Linked DNA regions of Homo sapiens: region 1 is linked to region 2. Evidence: chromatin loops called from intact Hi-C (ENCODE). Cell type or tissue: heart left ventricle. All regions are shown on one strand. Links, peaks and the distances in the headings refer to the core of each region. The heading gives the core; the rest is flanking DNA.

Region 1 (8,654 bases), core at 319-8,318, 110 kb before region 2:
GCCCTCAGTGACTAGCCTCACGGCAAGGGCTCAGCAGCCACCGTGGCCCCGGCTACTGCATTGGACAGTGCAGATATCACCGGGATCTTAAATTTGCCTCCAGCTGCATGCTCACTGGTCCCCTCTCCTCCTGCCTCTCTGGAGCTCCCTCGTCACCGCCTTCCTGTCTCTTCACAGACCATTCCCCAGGATGCCTTGTCCTCATCCGCACCTCTAGGCTCCGCCCCTTCTCAGACCCCACCTCTTGCAGGAATCCTTCTGTTAAATGACCACAGAAGGGGCTCCCACCCCCACTCCCATCTCTGAGCCGACTTTTCATCCATACAGGAGGGGATTGGAGTAGCCGGGCATCCCCACCCTGACAGTCCCTGCCTCTCACTGTGCCTCTGTCACTTCCTGACCCTACAGCCTGTGAGGACAGCCTGTCGCCGCATGGGAAGTTGGCAGCAGAGCAGGGGCAAGACCCTCCCTTCCCTTTCCCAGATCTCTTCCCATGCCCCCCTGCCCCTCACCCTCCTGGCGCTATGCCAAGGCATTCAGGGAGGCAGATACGGTCATGACGCTCCGAGCACTGATGCCATTGCCCTTCCTGACCCCCTTCTCTGGGGCTTTTCAGGCTTTGCCATGGGAGGGGGGCAGGCCCACAGCCTTGTTCTCCCTCTTCAGAGAGCTGAACTCAGGAGCAGAAAAGGAGCTGCCAGGGAGTCACAGGAGGATGGGTCAAGTGCACCAGGGCTTGTCCAGAGCAGGAACGGTAACTGCTCCAGGAGAGACCCTGCCTCGACTCAAACCCTGAGCCTCCCAAGCACTCTGAGCCTGTTTTCCCATCTGCCCAAAGAGATCTCCTAATTCTTTAAAGATGGTGACCTTTGAGAGGACAGCAGGGTGAGCTTGCCAAATTTAACGCACCCCTGGGCCGCCTCTGTTAACCCCTGGAGCACTTGCTCAGCCATGCCCTGGGGCATGTTCTAGATGCTGAGTTCCATCCAGCAGGGCTGTGTGGCACCCTAGCCTCATAAAGACCCCATATCACCACCTGCTCCTCTCCTGCCAATTCCCCACAAAAGAAGGGCCAGTTCTCTCTGTCCCTTGGTTTCTTTCCCTTGGGAGACTTTTTGCCCCATTCTGTCCTATGAGCTCAATCATTGAATGGAATGATGTTTCCACCTCCTTTGAGAAAACACACTCTCCATCTTCTGTGGCTCCTGCCAGCCAATATCTCCTCAAACATATCTTTCTGCAGTTTGCATTGCAAAAACAATAGATATGTTACATGTGCATTTCCAAATTGGACAGGCCTATCCCATCCCAGATAGAGTCCTATGTCTGTCCCATTCCTTCCTCTCAGAAAAGAGGTACATACCCGTGTCAAGATGAGGAAATGGAGACACCCAGCATAGTGCCTGGCACACACCAGGGGCTCGAGCTGTCGAAGAAGGCACGGACGAAGAGTAGGTCAGAGGGCCCTCTCTTCAGTGTGGGTCCTTTAGGGCACAGAGTGGAAATGTGATAGAAGGATCCAGAAAGGGAGGTGAGCATTTAAAGGTATCTGACATAATTGTTTGTTGCTGTTGTTGTTTTTGGGACAGTCTCTCTCTGTTGCCCAGGCTGGGGTGCAGTGGCACTATCTGAGCTCGCTGCAACCTCCGCCTCCCAGGTTGAAGCGATTCTTGTGCTGCAGCCTCCCGAGTAGCTGGGATTACAGGCATGCGCCACCATACCCTGCTAATTTTTGTAATTTTAGTAGGGATAGGGTTTCGCCATGTTGGCCAGGCTGGTCTCGAACTTTTGGCCTCAGGTCATCCACCTGCCTCGGCCTCCCAAAGTGCTGGGATTACAGGCATGAGCCACCATAACTGGCCCTGATATAATTGTTGAATGAATGATCAAGTCTTCCCAAAGACAGGGACGGTTCTGCAAAGAAGCCCTGGGCACTGGTCCGTGGTGACCACCGGCCAGCGGTTGCCAGGGGTGTGCCTGATACTGCTTGGAGAAGGACACCATCCCAGGGCAGGAAGGGCCACAGGAGTGTTCCACATCTGATGTGCAGCTGCTGTGAAAGTCTGGAAGCATGGAGGTGCCCACCATGTTTAGTTCTTTTTTTTTTCTTTTTCTTTTCTTTTCTTTTCTTTTCTTTTTTTTTTTGAGACAGAGTCTTGCTCTGGAGTTCAGTGGCGCAGTCTTAGCTCACTGCAACCTCTGCCTCCCGGGCTCAAGCAATTCTCCCACCTTGTCATCCCGAGTAGCTGGTACTACAGACGTATGCCACCACACCCAGCTAATTTTTGTATTTTTGGTAGAGACAGGGTTTTGCCATGTTGCCCAGGCTGGTCTCGAACTCCTGGACTCAAGTGATCTGCCCTCCTCAGACTCCCAGAGTGCTAACATTCCAGGGGTGAGTCACTGTGCCTGTCTCATGTTTAGTTTTTTTTGAAGTTTTACTTATTATGGGTAGGAAAATAAATAACCCATAATCTCATCACCTCCTTTTGGGATTATGTAAAACAAGATGAGTTAATGTCCTCCTGGCCAGCTCTTACCCAGTCACCACAGATAACCAAATTCTTAGCCTCTGTTAACAGTTCGGGGGAAGGTTTCTCAATCATGTCCTAAGATTATAGCGACAGGTCAATTTCTATCAACATAATGAAAATATCTATTTTTAAAAATAAAAATAGGTATATGGGGCCAGGCGCAGTGGCTCACGCCTGTAACCCCAATATTTTGGGAGACCATGGCAGGCAGATCACCTGAGGTCAGGAGTTCAAGACCAGCCTGGCCAACATGGTGAAACCACGTCTCTACTAAAAATACAAAAATTATCCAGGTTTGGTGGCAGGCACTTGTAGTCCCAGCTACTTGGGAGGCTGAGGCAGGAGAATCAGTTGAACCTGGGAGGCAGAGTTTGCAGTGAGCCAAGATCCCACCATTGCACTTGAGCCTGGGTGACAGAGCGAGACTGTTTTTCAATAAATAAATAAATAGGTATACAGATTTTTTTTTTTTTGCAACCAGCTTTCTCAGGTTGAAGTATTTGCTTTATGTTGGTGTACAACTTGCTTTTCTACTTACTATAACATTGATGCTATTCTAAGTCAATATGCAAAAATCTACGTCCTCTTTTCAATGCCTACGTGGTAGTTTATAGAATTGGAGGCACCATAATTTGCTCAGCCAGTCATCCACCAATGGGTGTTTGAGTTGTTTTTAGGCGTGGAGTGTGGGTATGAACATAAACAATGCCTCAAGGCCATCTAGGCCAGGGGGCTTTAGGAGAAATGCCATCTCTTGGCCACACTTGGTGCCCCTGCCACCAGCTTTGTTGTAAATCCCCGGGGGCTGGAGGCCTGAATAATGAGAATGTGGAGGAGGAAATGCCTTCTGCCCACTGCTGGGGAGGTGGCAGGCAGTGTGCAGAGTGGTGGTAGACCCCAGCTTTCCCCTTGAGACTCTATCCCCTGTCATCGGTGCTGGCACCCTCCTACCCTCCTCACCCTAATCTTTCCAGGAGAGAACCAGGAGTGGGCAGGCATAGGAAATCTCTTACCTGGAGCATGAGGATGAAATAAAGCAGCATCCTTGTGTGGTCCCAGTCTGGGAAGATGAACTAATCCAGGGAAACCTGGTACCAAGAGAGGGAGGCCTTCCAGGAGGCAGAGGGAGTGCTAGGAATGGCTTATGACAGTCCCTTCTGTGGTACCAGCCTGGCCCTGGCCCAACTACCAGCCCAGCTGCTGTAGGCAGATAGAGCTGAGCTTGTGGGGTGGCTTGGACTGACCCCCAGTCCCTGAGGAACCAAAGGAGAAGCTGCCAGGCCTGGCAGAGAGGCCAGTGGGGAGTCCCACAGTCAATGCCCACAGCTACCACTCTGGACTTGGTCTAGGTGAAGAGAGCAGACCGCACCATGATGACATCCCTCCCACTCCCCCCACTCCATAGGAAGGGAGTAAATATCGGGTCAGCGGCCTTCTTTCTCCTCCTCCCCTCTGCTGGGAGGATGGCCCTGGGGTTGCCAAGGAATTGGAGAGGGGATAGGTTAGAAGCATCTAGGGACTTGGGAGGAGGAGAAATGCTATTAAAAATATAATTTGTTATGTGTGTTTTTTCTGATTACAAAAGCAATGCATATTCATTGCAGAAAATTTGGAAAATAGAGATAAGCACAAAAAGCAAATAAAATCCCCTCGTAATCTCCCCATTCAGGGCCAGCCACTCATATATCCAATGTGATGGTTAAGAACACAGGCTCAGGGCCTGAATACTGGCTCGAATCCCAGTTTTGCCACTAACTAGCTGTGTGACCTTGGACGAGTGCCTTAACCTCCTGTACTTCTGAAAATAGTAATAGCATCTCTCTCCTGGCATTGCTGTGCTGTAAGTGAAATGTCTGAAGTTCTTGGCTCAAGTGTGTTAGCCATGATTATGATAATGAACTCCCTCTCTACCTCCACCTGATGGCTGGCAGTTTTCTCAAACTTTTTTTGTTTTGTTTGATACAGAGTCACTCTGTCACCCAGGCTGGAGTACAGTGGTGCAATCTCGGTTCACTGCAAACTCCACCTCCCAGGTTCAAGGATTTCACTGCCTCAACCTCCAGAGTAGCTGAGATTACAAACACCTGCCACCATCCCCGGCTAATTTTTACTAGAGACGGGGTTTCACCAGGTTAGCCAGGCTGGTCTCAAAATCCTGACCTCAAGTGATCCGTCCGCCTCGGCCTCCCTAAGTGTTGGGATTACAGGCGTGAGCCACTGCACCTGGCCAGTGTTCTCAAACAGCCTAGCTATAACAGGATTCTTGGCGCCACCCATTATCCGCCCAAAATGTTTGCCCTTGAGCTTTCTCCTCTCTTGGAGAAAGGTACCCCCAGTGCCTGGATGTCCGGGCACTCGGGGTTGTCCTTGAGGCTTCTTTGGATGTCAGCCCACCCACCAGAAGTCTTCCAGGTCAGGAAGGAAGCGGAGAAGGAGAAAGAAGGAAGATGAGCCAGAGAGGGAGAGGAGAAGAGTGGGGAAGAGATGTTGGCACCCAGGAAAGGGCAAGTCGAGGAAAGAGCGAGCAGCAAGAGAGAAACACTCTCATATACCCTCCTTCCCAGGGGTGAGCACATGCAGACTCCTCCCCGCACCTCAGGCCCACCTGCCCAAGCCCACCATAGCTACCCTCACAGGCACAGTGCAGGATCTGGCCCCAGCCCACCTCCGCCCAGGCCAGAGCCTTGCCACTCTCTCTGTCCTGTCGATAATTTATTGCCTGCAGGGTACACTATCAATAATGCACAGACAATAATCAAGCTCTCTGCACAATCATGTTACTCCTAATGTATGCAGGGCTGGGTCCTGGCTCCAAGCCTGCTCACCGTTCCTTCCCCAGAAGGACCCCCAGTGGCTCAGGAGAAGAGCGAGGCTGGCCCAGGGGGAGAGTGTCAGGTGGGGTGGCCAGCTGTGTCCCATCTCACAGAACTGCCTCCTCCAAGCCGTGGGGAGAGGCCAGGTCGCATGGTCCCCCAAGAAGGGCCCATTTTTTTCCTGCCTCTTTGTTCTAATAGTCAAACTAGAAGGCAGGGGGTGCCCCAAAGCCCACCCAGTGGGTAGCTGCCAGTTTACTTAGTTCTAATCCCACCACCTCACTTGCTAACAGTTTCCTCATCTGTAACGGGACAGCTAACCTCCCTCCCCCGACTTCATGCTGGCTTGGAAAGCTGTGGCAGCACTTTGCAAGCCCCCACTGTCAGGACTGATGGCTAGGCATGGTGATTTTCACCATCTGGGCAGCACCTGGGCCAGACATTTTGGGGGCTGGATAGAAGCAGAGTGGGGACACAGAAACGCAGACTCTGCTCTCAGTGGACTTGCTGTAGGAGACAGGCAGGTAACTGTGAGGCTGTAGGGAGCGGTGGGGACTGTGGAGAAGTGGAGATGTAGCTCCTATATAAAATAGGTACTATTGGATAACAGCAGACAACAATACCACGTGGGTTCATGGGTCTAGTGTTGCCACATTTACTTACCTGTCAAGGAGAACTGAGAGTGTGGATGTTTATGAAAAACTCTCTTGATTTTTAAACATGGGTTGAAAATTTAAAATATTGATTTACTGGCAAAGCAAATCTACCAGTGGGCCATTCAGGCCCCAGGCCCCAGGCCCCAGGCTAAGCCTTCAAACTGGTTGTTTTCTCCTTTTCCAGGAAAAGAACAATCCTAGCAGCAGAGAGTGATGGAAGGAGCTTTGGGCTGGGAGTCAGGAAGCCTCAGCTGTGGGAGTTGTGTGGCTTCCTTCTGTGTCTTGTTTCCTCCTCTGTAAAATAGGAGTGCTGGACTAGACGGCTCATGAGCTCTTCCCAGCTTTAGGGCTAGTGTGGGAATGTATTGTTATTATTCCTAGTTCCAGACAGAGGCTGACGTCTAGGGGCTTGGCTTTCAGCAGGTGTCACAGGCTGGGCAGTTTGGGATGGTGGAAGGAAAGGCTTAGGGGTGCCCCTAAAGGGCAGGGCCACAAGCACAGGCTTCACTAGAGTCTGTAGGACACAGCCCACGGGGTCACTCTTTAATAGCGTCTCATCAGTGGACCACCTGGGTTCAGAGCCTCTTTGGTCTTTGGTAGTGAGGCCATCTGGGTAGGGTCTAAGCCAAGCTTTCCATGGCTAGACTTTGTCTATGGCAAATTGATGCTGCCAACACTAATGTCAGTGGTCGGACTGCCACCTGTTGAGCTTGTTATTTCACTATCATGTTGAAGCCTCACAACATCCCTGTGAGGTAGCATTATCCTTGCATAAGAGAGAAAACAAAAAAGTGAAAAAAAAAAAAAACTAAACTAAACTAAACCAGCTCACTAAGGCTCAGAGAGGTTAAGCAACTTGCCCAAGGTCACATAGACAACGAATGTGGAAGCCATAACTCAAATTTAAGTGTATGAAACTCCACATCTCAATCCCACACTACACTCCCCTGCTCCAAAGGGGGTATTATTATTTTGAGACAGAGTCTGGCTCTGTCGTCCAGGCTGGAATGCAGTGGCACAATCCCAGCTCACTGCAATTTCAGCCTCCCGGGTTCAAGTGATTCTCCTGCCTCAGCTTCCCAAGTAGCTGGGATTACAGGCATGTGCCGCCACACCCGGCTAATTTTTGTATTTTTAGTAGAGATGGGGTTTCACCATGTTGGCCAGGCTGGTCTCAAACTCCTGACCTCAGGTGATCCATCGTCCTTGGCCTCCCAAAGTGCTCGGACTGCAGGTGTGAGCCACTGTGCCTGGCACCAAAGTGGGTTTTAAAGGTTTCCTGGCATGTGGCTTTCATCAAATCTGGAGTGGTACTTGCTCCCATAGCTGCAGGGGAGAGGGAGCTGTGGAGTGAAACTTTCCCGCTGCTGTCTGCAGAGCTGGGATAAGCCACAGGGAACTTGGTGAGGTTCTCAGGTCACCCTTCCTGAGCTCCTCCTGACCACCCTGATGAAGGCTGAGCAGAACAAAGTACACGCATTATCTAGGGGGACTTTGAGGCCAGAGAGGAGCTCAGTCCTGCCGGTGGCAAAGCTGTGGACTGCTGGGGAAAAGCACAGCCCGGCATGGGGATCCTGGCTCTGCCCTTCTACAACTCCAGATCAGTGGCCCAGAGCCTCAGGTGCACCTCTTTTGCTGGGCTATGGGGCGAGTGCAGGCAGAGGCCATCGTGGAAGCACCTGGCTCCTCTTGAGCACTTGAGCATGTGTGTGACGAAAATAGGAGACACACTTCTTAATCACCACGCTGTTTCCCTGCTATCTTGGTTAGGGGACAGGGGCATTGCAGTTGCTACATTACCATGACCTGCACTATCTGATGCTACTGTAGATCGTTGTTGTGACTAAATTTAAAAAAGAAAAGCAGCCAAGTTGAGGCTGTGGTTCTAGACCCCCAGCAGAATTGAGGGTGTGGACATAGGGAAGTGGAGCATGGGAGGCTGGAGTGTGGGTCTGGGGCCTGACAGCCTTACCTGTACTCCTTGGCTCCATAGTTACCAGTGGGCCCATCCTTGGGGACAATAATTTCACCTAGGTAAAGCCAGTCCCTAAAGCTAGGGCTTAAAAGGTGGACTTGTCCCAAGCCAGGAACTAGAGGTGGGTGGGTAGGACGGGACCAGCAGCATGGGCTGCCCTGGGCTGAGAACCTGGGCGGAGTGGGGCAGTTCAGAGGCTCAGGGACTGAGGCTGAGATGGGGCTGGGAGCCAGGAATCACTTTGAAGGACACTTGTTATTTAAATTACTCCTTCATTTCTCATCACCCATCTTAGGCTCATCTCACCACTTTGCACCACCAATTTGATCAGAGCAATGTCTTCATGACCCTAGCAAGGGTCCAGTTCTTACCTAATTAGGGGGAACTGGTAAATTAGCACTGATGAGGCCCAGAGAGGTATCAGTATGTGTCCAGGTCACACAGCAAAATTGGGACTTGAATTCAGAAGAAGAAACTCCTCCTCATAACCCTCTACTCCACACCCCCCTACTCCGGTTCTCAGGTGATTCCCCTTAAAACGTGTGCAATTGCATCTTTCCAGATAGGCCTCATCTGGGAGGGGCCCCTGAGGGTCTGGCCTCCCCTCTCCACACCTGTGGCTGGGCCGCTCCTGAAATCATTATCTGGCTCTTTCCAATGTTTCATCTGTTTTCTA
Region 2 (8,654 bases), core at 526-8,525:
TATCGAAGGGTTTTCAAAAGAAGGTGATGTTTTGGAAAGACCTTCAGCTCTGATGTGTCATACAGAGTGAAAGGGAATGGGAACAGGGGCAAGGCTTAAGTTAGGGGGAGGCCAAGGCATTTATTCAAGTGAAGGTGATGAGGACGCGCGCTAGGGGTGTGGTCACAGAGGTGACAAGATGAGGACGGACATCTAACAGGGGAGACATGCATACTGTGCCGCTGGGCTGGGGAGCAGGTGGGAAAGTCAAGAGTGGTCCTCGGGTTCCGCTTTGGGTGACCAGATGGATGGTGCACGAAGTTAGCAGACTTTGGACAAGGAGAGGATGTGGTCACCTGGGGACAGGTGGGGTTGGAGGTTGCTGAGGGACCTCCAGGTAGAGATGTCTCCTTACCGCCAAATATGTGGGGTCTGAAGGTGAAGAGATTTGAGGCCATCCGCATGGCAGGTGGTGAGGTCAAGAGTAGAAGAGCTTGCCAAGGAAGAAGGCAGGAGATAGAGTGAGGAGAGGAGAAAGGCCGGCCTGGCCTTCTGAGGGAAATGCAGCAGATGAGGTGAGCAGAAAGAGGGAATCTGAGAAGCCTCGGCCACTCAAGGTCAACAAACCCTGGGGAACCCCCAGCCAGGACCCAGGAGGTGACCGAAGCCTTCTTCCTTATACAGGTTGGCTCCCGGGATGGTGCTAAGTAGCTGCCAGTTCATGTGTCTTTGCCTCCCCTAATAGTGTGGAAGCTCAGGTCCCTCTGACTCAATGCCATCTTGTGAAGGTTGCAGGGGGTCCCATCTGTCCTCTCACTGGCCTGTGAGAAGGCAGCGTGGGACTGAGGCCCAGGGCAGCCATGGATTCCCAGGCCCACATTGTGGCTGGGAGCAAAGCCCTCTGGCTCCCCTGACTTTTCAGGGCTAGAGCCCTGCAGGGAAGTGTACTCTACACCCCTAGACCCACTGTTCAAAAGCACTGCCTCCCCTTTAAGGGCCCTGGCCTTGCAGGGGTGTCCACCTGAGCACAAACTTCCAGAGGTGTCTTTGAATCCCCGACACTGCAGTCTGTTATCACTGGAGGGTGGTGGATTTTGGAGAGGGTACAGCACACACCACGGTGCCAGGCCTAGGGTGCAGAAGCTGTGGGGAAAGGGGTGGGCACACCCCAGCCCTCTGTACACTCCAGGGAAGAGCCAGCTGGGAAGGGTAACAGTCCCTGTCCCCTCCAGCATATCGCCAACTGGTTACCTCCTGGTCCATCCACTGCAACTCCAGGTGGACCCTGGATCACACACATTCTCCTTCTGTATCTGACCCAGAACAGGCCCCCTGAAACCTATTCATTCATTCACTCATTTAAGAAAAATTATGATGAGGCAGATGTGGCAATGAACTCTGAGGATACCCTGGTGAGTGAAGTTTTGATTTATTTCTGTTGAGCTCAGGTTCTGCAGGAGGAATGCATGGCCTTGTGATGGTTCATAATATGCTTGACCCAATCTGGAGCATCAAGGAGGGCTCTCAGAGGAGGTGACATTAAGACAGAGCCCCGAGGAATGCCCAGGAGTTAATTAGGTGAAGGGACTAGGGGTGAGGAGGGGAGGGGAGTGGGAGAGCGTTGTCCGGGCAGAAGGGACAGCCTGAAAGAAGATGCAGGGCTGAGGGGAGCATGGTGTCCAGCGGGGCTGACATCCGCCTTGAGCCACGTGCTGAGCCGCATGCTGTGATTCTCTTATCATATTCAAGAGCCTGGCCAGTGGCTTCAGCTCAGAGTTGGTTCCTGTAAGCCCAGAGGCTCTAATCCAGAAGTCGTCCTGCTTCCTCCTCCTATGTGTGCACTGCTGTTTTGGGAGCCAGTGGCAGAAGCTGTCCATGCCGGCCCATCGGGTTCCCCTGGGTGTCATGGGCAGGCAGTTCCCAAGCATGCAATTGGCTCCCAGAGTCTCCCTGACTCAGGGCTCTCACTCTGCCAGGGCAAGCCCAGGGCAAGCCAGAAGTGCCAGAAAAGCTGCAGCCCTCACCTATGAGGGTGGAAGTTGGTGGGTTAGCAACACAGCTTCATCGACCTTCCAGAGAGAAAGCTCTGAGGTTGCTTCCACATAGGCTCTCAGAGGGCACTCCCTGGGGGCCCAAGCCAGGACCTGAGCTGTAACCTCCTTACCACACATTTTCATGGCTCTCCCTGCTTCCTGCCTCCCTGCCTGCCTTCTGCCTCTCTCGTAGCACTTCCTGGGGGCATCTCCTAAGCAAATTACTTGCAGTTGAATCTTTGACCCAGAGTCTGCTTTGGGGAGCTCCTGCTATAAGACAAGACACAGTTGCGAGACTGGAACTCTATTCCCATTCAGGGTCCCTGTGACTCCCCTCCTCATCCCAGGCTGCCAAGAGCTCTGTGCCTACTGACTCTGACTCTGTCCCTGGCTCCTCCTCCCTGTGTGCTCCTTGAACTTGCTCAGGGTCAGGCACTTCAGGGGCCCCAGGAAACAACAGCAAGAACATGGCACCTGGGGGATTGGAGAAGCTCCTTGTTGGCTGAGGTCTGCAGCGCCTCAGCTAGTTTGAGCTGGGCGGCGTGGAATCGTCAGGCTGATTGCAGAGCTCTGTGTGTAGCTGGAGGAGGAGTAGCAATTAGCTGCTGCAGTGACAGCTGAGACAGGGCTGCTAAATGGGCCCATTAGAGGGCATTAGCGAAACTACAGGATGGTGGCTGAGCAGAGACACAACGCTCTTGCTGGCTGGGACTGGGGCTGGGGCCTGAGGGAGGTTTACCTGAGAATGTCAGGGAGGCTGGGGCCCCCAAGGTGAGCACTACTTTAAAAGGGGAGGGATGCCCCTGTCCTGCAGCCACAGCCCTCCGTCGGGTGCCCATCTGTGGTCACTCAGAGTCCACTTGCAAAGTGGTGCCCGCTCAGCCGGCAGATTATGGCTTTAATGGGGGCCCTGCACGTAGTGTACTTAACACGTTTCTGAGGTCCTGGTCCCAGCCATTAGCTCATTAGCTCCAGCCTTCGAGGCCCATTTTGCAGACGGGGGTGGGGCAGGGACCCATGAAGTGATATGTTAAAGGTCAACTGGTGGGTTGATCTGAACAGAATTCCACAAGTTCCTTATCCAAAACCAAACCTACATGGCCTTGCCCCAGAGATTTAACCCCCTTGAGACTTGAGACTGGATTTTACTTGTCACTGACACCCCAGCGTCCGGTGTCAGGGCTGGCATAGAGCAGGTCTTTTTAAAAAATGGTTATTTAGGAGGAAGATGAAGACCCAGCAGCTACTGCAGCCCCCAGCCCAGGCTCCCCTATGCCTCAGCCATGTGGGGCCACCGTCACAGAGGCCGGCAGACATGGGCTGGGCTCCTGGATGCGTCACTCCACTGTGTGGTCTCAGCCGAGTTACTGAACCTCCCAGAGCCTCGGTTTCCTCATCTATAGAATGGGGCTAATAATAGGACCAGCTCATGGGGTTGTGTGAGGATTTGATGAGACATTTCATTTTTACCCATCCATGTGGTGGGCTGCATTGGGAGCCCTTGTCTAAACAACAGCAGCTGTGCCTCCTGGAAGGTGACCCAGGACTGGACTTGCTGAGGCAGCAGGAAAGAACAGGACAAAGCCCAGTTGGCAAGTGCAGGCAGGCTCCGTGGCAAGGATTCTGGGCTTCAGTTTCTCTTAAACATGTAGAAGTTGGGGCTTGATAATTTCTAAGGGTGCTTTCAGCTCTAAAAGCCTCTTGGCTCTGTCCAGGGAAGGGTTACTGTGTGTCAAGTATGGGCTGGCACTGCTGAGGATGGGGGCACAGTGGGGACAGCCCAGAGGACCAGGTTTCCTGGAAGAGGGCCAGATCCTGGGCTGATAAATGTCGGCGGCTCTAAAGCCATCCCCTGCTTGACACCGTGTGCCCAGCCCATTCATCACTAAGTAGAGCAGCAGGGGCCTGGGGACGGAGCACTGGCTCAGAGACAGGCCTGCCTTGTCCTTAGCTGCACCCTCTGGGAGGTGGGGAGGGGTGAGGCGGTGCAGTCTTGCTGTATTTGGGCTGTGACTGCAGCAAGAGCATCTCTGCTACTGGGCAGCTCAGAGAGAACCCCGGCCCCAGCTCTGCCACCTCCCACAACTCCAGGGGGAGCCACGCCTGCTATGAATACAGAGCGAACCTGCCAGCCCCTTACTAATCGCCCCTTGTTTGCTTTCTGGGGCTTGATATCCTCTGTACCCATTATTGAATTCTGGCTGCATCTGGAGAAACAGAGATGGGGCCCTCTCTCCAGTGCACGGAATGGGAAACTGAGGCAGAGAAAAGCTGGGTGACTTGCATGCGGCTGATACTCACTGCAGTTCTGTGGGGGAACTGAGAGGAGATGGGCATAGAGAGGAACAAGACAGAGTCCTGGAGAGCAGAATGGAGTGCACCTGGGGCCCCGCTTCAGCTCCCAGCCTGTTTCCAGGCACCTCTTGTCATCTGCGGCTGTCAGCAGCCCCAGAGTGGAGGCAGAACAGGAGAATTAAATAGGCCTATCTTACAGATGAGGAAATGGAGGCCCACAGAGGAGCTATAAGGTATTGAAAGCTTTTACTGAGCACTGCTTATTTGTAATGAAAATCATGAGCAGAAAGCCACAGAGATAGTATCTTGAATGCCCTGGGGCTGGAAGGAGTGGTTTTGTTGTTTGACCACCTTCCGAGGCTGTGGAGTTTCCAGAATTTGTCAGTGCAGGGTCAGGCACAGTTTCTGCTGTGGCTCTGTTAACCAGCTTAGGGGCCAACAGTGGGAAAAGCCCATTGCAAGGGACACTCTGATGGCTTGGTCATTTGTCACTCCAGCTTTCTGACCCCGAAGACCAAGGGGCACGGACTGGATCTCCCCAGGCACTAGTTAGTGTGGCTCTGCCTCCTTCCCACACTGGAGCAGCTCAGCCTTGACCGCTATGGGGCACTCCCAACCCCACCTGCAGAGACCCCTCCCTCCCACCCTCCCTTCCTGTAAGTTGCGCATGCCCAGTGCCAAGGAGCATCACTGACACAGATCAGGATGCGAATGCACCCTGGAGTCGCCCAGGGCACACTGGTGGGACCCTGGCAGCCACCATTCCCACCTGGCTTTGAAGGCATTTGTGCCCAAGGCAGACTCTGCCCCTGGATTTCTAAGCTGACTCTTAATCCCACACCCTGGTTGTCATGCAGTCCCTGAGCACCTGAATCCCTATCCATAAGAAGTGGGGATGACAATAGCACCTACCTACCAGGACTCGGATCGTGGCTGAGAGAAGGCCTGCAGGGAGAGCACTGAGCCCAGTGCCTGGCGGGGAGCACTCTGCAAAGAGCAGCCGCGTGTGGCATTATCTGTCCTGGCGTCACTGCCCTGTGCCACGGCACTGGGAAGTGAGCACAGATGCACAGTCCCTGCTCTCCAGGAGCGCAAAGTCTGCTCCCCCAACATGGCCAGCTCACAAGTGGCCTCTTCTGAAGTCCCCACCCCACTGCAGCTTGCAGGTAAGGGTCCTCCTGCTGTGTCTATCATAGCTGGTGTTGCTGCTCCATGGCTGCCTGCTCTTCCAGGTGCTGAGACCCAAAAGCCAGGGCCAGGGATGGATTTTGGCTGTGTCCCCAGCATGCATCACAGACCAGGACCTGAAGAAATCAGCGTGAAATGAGTGCACATTGAACTCCTGTCTTCCTCCAGCATCCATTAGCCCTCACTCTGTGTGTGTTGAGCCCAGCGCTGCATGTTTGAATCCATTGCCAAATTTCTTCCTCAGGACAACGTTGAGGGAGGTGCTGTCCACTTGGTACAGGTGAAGAAGCAAGCTAGGAAGCCACACTATTTGTTGTTCCAGTCTGGTTCTAACTAGGAAAAGAGGCAGAAAAGACAGGGGAGTTATGTGCAGGAAATCCATTTCACAGGTGATGGAGGAGCTGAGAGGCAAATTCGCATGGACGTATCCCCATGCAGCCTTTAAAACAGATCAGCGATGGCACGAGGCCACCGCCACCCTATACCGGAGGGATGCAAGGAGAGTTGGAGTCTCATGGGTTTGTTTTGTGGAGCTGGAGTCACAGAGAAGACAGCTGCTGTGGGGCCTACTGCCCAAGGCAGAGAGGGAGGGGAGAAGCCCTGGGCTTCCCTTTCTCCAGCCCTCAGCCTCCCCCTGTGCCTCTCATGGTTGGAAGGCAGCTGAGCCAGGGCCTGGGAGACACAGCCTGCAGGAGTCAGTGCCCCAGCAATGGAGAGTAAAGCTGGGTGAGGCTGAAGGGCTGCCTCAGAAGAGTTCGGTGGTCTTCCCACAGGTCCGCCAGTAGGAAGTGGCGCTGTCCGGCTTTGCTCCAGGCACTCTGGCACACCTGGCCCCAGGCGTCCTGCCTCTGCCCTCCCTGACCTAGACTCTGTCATTCCTGTTGGCTCCCACCCCTTCCTCAGCTCCCAGAGAACCAGCTATCTACCCAGGACTATCCTAGTGGCCTCCTGGGCCCAGAGTCCCAGCAGAGCAGCCTGGATCCTGAGTGTGGCAGGAGCGGCCACAGTCTATCCCCTCCTTCAGGCCCTGCTGTCCCTGGGACCCAATATGTTCAGCACCTTCACCCCTGGACTCCTTGACAGCCCAAGAAAGATGCTCATCTCCACCCCTCCCGGCTTCAGCGTCCCATTCACCGCCTTCCGTGACTCCCCTGATCCTCCCAGCCTCCACCTCCAGTGCTGCCCTCTCTCCGGCTCCACAAGTCTCTTTCTTGCCCTTGGCTCATTCTCTTTGGCCTTTGCAGGTGCTCTGCTCCTCCTCCTAACAATAGCTCTCCACTGGCCCTGGGTTCCCCTTCCACTGTCTGGACAGCAGCACGTCGCCTGCAGTCATCTCTGGAATCTCTGGCTCCTAATCCCCGCTCCTCCTTCTCCTCCCTCACTGCAGTGAATGTGGGTTCTTGTCGAGATCTCCAGTCACTGGAGGTTGCCCCACCCAATGCTCCCGCTGCTGTCCTCATGATCTCTGATGTCCAGCAATGTCCTGCTCAGTTGACCACTCCCTCCTTCTGGGCAGTCTTCCTTGGCTTCTTGCTCTGGTCCTCCTCCTGCCTCACTGCCTCCTGGGTGATCCTTGTGGATTTTCCCCTGCCCAGCCTCTCAGTGTTGGGAAGCACCAGGCCCCAGTCCGAGTCCTTCTCCTCTATCCCAGCCACACTCCTCCTGGATCAGCTCACACAGTTTCATCCTTTTCCTCTATCCCAGCCACTCTCCTCCCAGATCAGCTCACACAGTTTCATGGTTTTAAAGACCACCCCCTCCGTGATGGCTTCCAAACTTGGTTTGCAGCTCAAGCCACGACACTTAACTCCACATTCATTGCTATAATACCTGCCCAGTGTATTCACACGGACGCATCCCCATGCAGCCTTGAAAGTCATCCTAGTCAAAACAGAACTTTCAGCGCACCCATCACCTCTCAATGGAAAGAGCCTCCGCCTTTTGGTAACGGGCACTGCCATCCACCCTACTGCTTAGCCCAAACCTGGTGGATATCCTCAGTTCCTCTCTCCCCACCTCCACCACATCCCATCCATCAGAAGGCTGTGGCTCAATTTCTGAGGTATAGCTCCAAACCATCCTCTCCTCTCCATTGTCACTGCCTTCACCCCCGTCCAGGCCGCTGCCATTTCTCCTCATGACTGTAGGAATAACCCCCCTCAATACACCTGAGTCAGGGCACGTCACTCCCATCCTTAGCACCCTCCAGTGACTTCCCATGGCACCTAGAATAACAGGCCAACTCCTCCCTGGAGCCTACGTGGCTCTCCTGGATCTGACCCAGCTGCTTCTACAAACAGCCCCTCTTTCCCAGCTCATGCACGGGGTCCCAGACACAGAGGCCTTCCTTCTCACTGTCTCCTGAGCATGCCTGGTCCCTTCCTGCCTATGGGCTTCCTTTGCTGAGAGGCTTCTGCCCCGGTTCTTCAGGCCTGCCCTGTCCCCCAGGCTAGAGGGGCTTTTCCCTGCCGCTTGAGGACGTAACCCTGCTCTCACATGCACAGACATACGTTCCGTGAGAACAGAGGGTTTGTCCTTCTTGTTTCCAATGGCTTCTCCAGCACACAGTAGACACTCAATATAAGCTGAGTAAATGAATAACCCCATTGTACAGGTGAAAAAAACTGAGTCCCAAGCAAAGACTGCCATTTGGTGATGGTTACACAGCTGGGGGCAGCCAAGCTGGCCCAGCTCCCCCACGTGGCCTGCTCTATCTCCATCTAGTCCAAGGGGCTGGTGGCAGTGGCCAGGGCCTGCTTGCTCAGCAAGCTGAGAGGGAGGGCTGGGGACAGGAGACCTGAGAGCCCCTTTGCTATGCCCACAGACCCTCCCTTCTAGTGCCTGTCTGCCTGTGATGGATGCTCAGCTCTGGGATTTTTTCCCCTTCATTCCTCCTCTTTTTTTCCCCACTGGGTCTTTTTAGGCAGTATTTACAGCCGAAGTGGACAATCTGTCTTTTTTATTTTTAGGCTTTGTGGCTCAGACACCAGGCCCTGGACAGAAAGTGCTGCCTAGAAATAGGTGGCTGGTGCCTGAGCAGGGTTCTGCCGGGGCTGGCAGTGAGCAGGGGTGGTGGGCTGAGGTCGGGGTGTTGATGTGCACATCCCTGCCATGGGCTGGGGTGTGAGGAGAGCCACGTCTGCTCTGTGACCTTGGGCA

Evidence for each region. A loop is a pair of places that touch in the nucleus more often than their neighbours do. Peaks named below come from ENCODE experiments on the same cell type or tissue, not always from the same donor. Only the 100,000 strongest peaks of a DNase experiment are listed, where the experiment ranks them.
Region 1: a loop joins it to region 2, with 2.0 times the contacts of the local background. A loop is called at or near these places in 7 of 110 quality-filtered maps.

Annotation. Positions count from the first base shown.
Region 1 is chr10:71,183,458-71,192,111 of GRCh38, reverse strand. No RefSeq gene overlaps it. Among named protein-coding and RNA genes, the nearest start is that of UNC5B, 25 kb to the left of the region's middle. In heart left ventricle, for the core only: a CTCF peak has its summit at 4,479 (motif pointing left); no DNase peak of the experiment used is centred there; H3K27ac peaks cover 572 bases.
Region 2 is chr10:71,070,547-71,079,200 of GRCh38, reverse strand. No RefSeq gene overlaps it. Among named protein-coding and RNA genes, the nearest start is that of LINC02622, 140 kb to the right of the region's middle. RefSeq lists an enhancer at 607-1,557. In heart left ventricle, for the core only: no CTCF peak of the experiment used is centred there; DNase peaks (open chromatin) are centred at 3,920 and 6,263.